Linked DNA regions of Homo sapiens: region 1 is linked to region 2. Evidence: chromatin loops called from intact Hi-C (ENCODE). Cell type or tissue: heart right ventricle. All regions are shown on one strand.

Region 1 (2,500 bases), 800 kb before region 2:
ACCTCCAGGTGCCTGTCCTCCAGGCCCTCACACCATGGGGAGATGGACAGATGACAGTTGGGGATGATTGGCACTGAGGCATGCAGTCCTCGTGGGTCTGTAGGAATGGGGAGAGGGGCACCAAGCCCTCCTGGGTTCAGGAACAGTGACTCGGAGAAGGAGCCTGCCTTCTAAAGGCCAGCTTCCACGCCGAGGAAGAAGGGTGCTGCTGTAAGTGGAGGGCAGGCTGGGCAGAGGCCAGGGCCATGCGAGTATAGGGTGGGGCAGAAGAACCCTCAGGAGGTGGTGGGGGGGCACTGGAGGGTAGCTTCTGGAGCTTGTCCAAGAGGGTTGACCTGAAGAACTCTAAGAACCTTTCCGGACTGACAGGTGCTTTAAGGGACCCTGGGGAGAGGTCACAGCATTTCACCAGTGTCAACTTGGACCTGGGTGGGGAGGAGGGGAGGCCCTGGTCCCTGCTTTCCTCAAAGCCAGCATTTCTACAGGGAGAGAGGCAGGCTGGGTCACATGTGGGGTCCTTCACTTCACCCCGTGGACCCCCCATTCAGTGACTTCATGACCAGATCCCAGGGGTGGCCAGGGGAGCGGGCCCCCAGGTCTCTCCTGTCAGTGGCAGGCAGCTCTTTGCAGTCTCAAAGTGAGAGTGAGGCTTCTGACCGGAGTCACCTACTGTCTCCTTTGACCTCTTGTGGGACTGCCCAGCCCCGCTATAATTAGCTTAAGGAGGGGCGTGGAGGGGAAGGGCTGACGGGTTTGGGGATCCGGGTGTGTCGGCAGCGCAGAGGACCTGGCAGTGAGCCTGCCAGAGGAAGGAAGGGCTGGCTGCCGGCCGCCTGTGTGATTTTTCCCAAGAAGACACTGCTATTTATACCCCTGTAGCTTGGGATCAGCCTCTTGTAGATGAGGACGTGAAGGCCCAAGGCCACACAGCATCTATAGCCAGGCAAAGAGTAGAACTTGGGTTTCTGACTCCCAAGACAGCACCTCGGCCTGATTCTCACAGTGGATTCTGTGAGGGTCGCCTCATGCTCCCGACTTCTCCCACACACCCAGGGTGGGCTGAGAGGTTGTTGTGGCTTCAGCTGCCCAACAGCAGGCCCGCAGGAGCCACATGTGCAGCGAGTCAGCACTGGGGCAGCCAGGAAGCAGAAGGGCTGGGCTGCAGCCCAGGGACTGTTGGTGCCGGGATGAGGTGCATTGGACCCCTCAGCCCCTGGGTCAGAGGACCCCCTGGCTGGGATGGGTGAGCCCCCAGTCTACCTCCTCGAGCCACGGAATGCTAGCGGGAAGGAGGGAGCCCAGGGCCAGCTGACCCCACCACCCGCTGCTGACACTCTGCCCCGGGTGCAGGCCCAGGAAGGCTCAAGGAGCCCCAAGCCCCAGGAGCACTTGGGGACACTCCTTTCTCCCCGCCAGGCCTCACTGCCATGGTTTTGAACTTGTATCTGGGGTGAAGTATTTGAGGCCAGGCTCGCGGTTGAATGGGAGGAGCCTGGCACTGCAGGCAGCCCAGTGAGTAGACACAGCCTGGTGCAGGCAGCCTGGGCATGGCTCCAGATCCTGGCCATCACATCTCTCTTGCGCGACCCAGGGCAAGTGACATATGGGCCCTGAGTGCATGAGGGGAGATGATGGTAGAGTCTGCCCAGGATGTTGTGAGGAGCAAATGAGAGGGTATGCACCCGGGACCAGCCTGGCACGTGGTCATCTTGGGCACTAGGACTGCATCCAGCAGCTGCTCATCTGCCAACGCCCATGTTAGAGGATCTGTTTCCAGCCAGCATGGGCAGTCTGAGTGATTCCAGGAGGATTCCAGGGTTCTCAGTAGAAGTCTGGTCACCTTGGCTTTCTTCTCCGCAGCTCTGGGCAGGGCCAGGGGCCTGTCACTGGTCGGGGGACTTAGGAGACCACGCAAACACCCACTCCACCCTGGGTCTCCAAGCTGCCAGGCCCCCTCTGAAATCTGGGCTTCGGGATTCCATGGTCTGATCCACCCTCCCAGCCCCTCTCCACACCTGCCTTCAGTAGTCTTGGCCCTGTTTCCTGAACCTTTTGTGTTCTCCCAGCCTCTCTACATCTCAGAGTGTCTCTTTCTCTCCCTGCTGGACTCCAGAATCCATCACCTTTGCCCTTCTTCCCTGTGCAACCCCCCCACCCCCATCCCAATCAGGACTGTATGCTCATCCTGGCCCTCTGGCCTGGCGCCACCTGCCCTAAGGCCACCCAGACTGGAGAACTGGAGGGTTGGTGCCTCCCCATCTCCCCTGCCTGGCTAGAGGCCCCAGGTCCCACGGGTCCTGCCTCCCTCCATTGCTTCTGCCCAAGTCGTGGCTGCCTGGGTCATCCCCAGCCCTGCAAGTCTGCGTGGCTCAATTCTCCCCAGCCACTGCTGCCCCCAGAGGGCCCCAAACCTTCCTCCAGTTCCTCCAGGACAGCAATGAGCCGTGGGTGGGGTGGTCAGCATGCCAGGGCACTCCTACTAAGCTGTAGTGGTACCCAC
Region 2 (2,500 bases):
CTCCCCACACCGGGTGCCGTCCACAGCTGCATCCAGCTTGGAGTGACAGGTGGTCCCCACAGAGCACCAGAGTGTGTGGCAGACATTCTGCGAGGAGGAGGGCATGGGCCATACCCTCACACCCTCCCCAGTGCCGCCACCCACCCTGCCCCCCTCCCTGTCCCCAAGGGTCCCCTGGGCACCCCTCCACATGGCAGGGGCCCACAGACCCCCAGAGGTTCCTTCTTGTGTGCCTGCTCCCACCTTCCTCCCCGGACCATGTGGTGGTGTGGGGCGCCCGGGGCTGCGCTGCTCAGAGCGGTCCCCAGCTGTCCACACCTCTCCCGGCCCAGCCCCTCCTCTGGAAACACTCCTGTTAGAAGATCACTTCAGGCGATCTTCGCCAGGATAAACAGACCCTCTCCACAGGGGTTCCTTTTCCCTCTTATAAGCCAGCTCCAGAGAGGCGAAGGGACTTGTCCGAAGGGTCACAGTTGGTCCATGGTTGACCCAGAATTCAGAGCTGGGTCTGTGGCCGCCCATCCCTGGCCTCTCCCACAGGCCACTTGACGTCTCACAGTGTCACTCAGGGGCGCAGCCCAGGCCAGGAGAGGTTGCTCCCAGGCTGGCATCCACGGGCTGGTGAGAGCTGCCCCCTGAGCCCTCCTGCCGGGTCCCCACACCCCCACACCCACACCGGCCCCACTCACATCCATGTCCTCGCAGAAGGCAGAGTAGGCCCCGTACTGGAGGCGGCACTGGTGGCTTACATCATAGAGGACGCCAGGTGGCACCGAGGGGAAGTCGATAATGTCCTTGGCAGGAGGGTCGTCCAGGCACAGGCCCCACCCACGGCTAAAGATGGGACGGGAGGATGGAGGGGGGCGCAGCCTGTGAGACCCATCGGAGAAGCCTTGGTGGGGCCGGGACAGGAGGAGAGGTGGGAGGGGGCACAGAGCCCTACAACTGTAGGAAACTCCAGCCTCCCCGCTCGGCTCAGCCGATCCTCCACCTGCAGCCAGCAGCACAGGCCCTCCCGGCCTCTCTCATCTCACCTCCTGGGCACTCCAGCTGGCTAAACAATCCCAACCCCAATCCCAGGCCTCCGCACACGCTGCCAGGGCCCTTCCCTCAGAAGGCCTCCTGGACCACCAAGCCGTCATGTGGCCCTGCTCTCCGACCCTGCAGCCTCCGTGTCTGAGCCCAGACCCTGGAGCCAGGCCCGACAAGGATCCGGAGAACATCACATCACAGTTGACACAACAGAGCCTCCGACGGCCCCACCCAGGCAGAGACCTTGGGTCATCTGTGGAAAGGCGAGGTCTGGAAAGCAGCCCCTCCCCTGGGAGAGAGCCCAGGGCAACCATGCCTGTCCCGTTTCCCCCACACCCCGACAGGGCTGGCCTCCGGCCTCTGTCATACCCTATCTACTCCTGCCTTCCTCCAGCTGGCATTCCCTGGCAGCGGTAGCGGGGAAACTGGCAGACACAAGCAGGCGCCATCTGTGTCCACCACACACTCCTGCTGCTGTGGTGTGGTGAAGACAAGGCTGCTCAGACACAACACCATGAGGCAGGAAGCATGGAAGCAGGGACCCTGGGGAGGGCGGCCCAGTCCCTTCTGGCACCCGCTTCTGCCCCTGCCTCACTCTGTACAACCCTCAGGCATGCTATTGCTTCTGGGACCAGTGACCAGCCTGCTGCCCCTGCTGGACCTTAGGTGGCCACCACTATGGCTTAGCAGCAGGAGTGCCCTGGCATGCTGACCACCCTGCCCATGGCTCATTGCTGTCCTGGAGGAACTGGAGGAAGGTTTGCTGCCTTCTGGGGGCAGCAGTGGCTGGGGAGAATTGAGCCACACAGACTTGCAGGGCTGGGGACGACCCAGGCAGCCACGACTTGGGCAGAAACAATGGAGGGAGGCAGGACCCGCGGGACCTGGGGCCTCTAGCCAGGCAGAGGAGATGGGGAGGCACAAACCCTCCAGTTCTCCAGTCTGGGTGGCCTCAGGGCAGGTGGCGCCAGGACAGAGGGTCAGGATGAGCATACAGTCCTGATTGGGACAGGCAGGGGGTTGCACAGGGAAGAAGGGCAAAGGTGATAGATCCTGGAGTCCAGCAGGGAGAGAAAGAGACACTCCGAGATGTGGAGAGGCTGGGAGAACACGAAAGGGTCAGGAAACAGGGCCAAGACCACTGAAGGCAGGTGTGGAGAGAGGCTGGGAGGGTGGATCAGACCATGGACTCCCGAAGCCCTGATTTCAGAGGAGGGGGCCTGGCAGCTTGGAGATCCAGAGTGGAGTGGGTGTTTGCGTGGTCTCCTAAATCCCCCGACCAGTGACAGGCCCCCGGCCCTGCCCAGAGCTGCGGAGAAGAAAGCCAAGGTGACCAGACTTCTACTGAGAACCCTGGAATCCTCCTGGAATCACTCAGACTGCCCATGCTGGCTGGAAACAGATCCTCTAACATGGGCGTTGGCAGATGAGCAGCTGCTGGATGCAGTCCTAGTGCCCAAGATGATCA

Evidence for each region. Peaks named below come from ENCODE experiments on the same cell type or tissue, not always from the same donor. Only the 100,000 strongest peaks of a DNase experiment are listed, where the experiment ranks them.
Region 1: it touches region 2 in a loop (9-fold over the local background); 13 of 110 quality-filtered maps call a loop at or near these places.

Annotation. Positions count from the first base shown.
Region 1 is chr15:77,972,686-77,975,185 of GRCh38, forward strand. No RefSeq gene overlaps it. Among named protein-coding and RNA genes, the nearest start is that of TBC1D2B, 100 kb to the right of the region's middle. In heart right ventricle, no CTCF peak of the experiment used is centred here; a DNase peak (open chromatin) is centred at 1,546; H3K27ac peaks cover 1,438 bases.
Region 2 is chr15:78,776,755-78,779,254 of GRCh38, forward strand. ADAMTS7 (ADAM metallopeptidase with thrombospondin type 1 motif 7) reads right to left here. Exons shown (of 24, transcript NM_014272.5): 9 at 690-834; 10 at 1-87. Among named protein-coding and RNA genes, the nearest start is that of ADAMTS7, 33 kb to the right of the region's middle. In heart right ventricle, no CTCF peak of the experiment used is centred here; a DNase peak (open chromatin) is centred at 1,437; H3K27ac peaks cover 1,183 bases.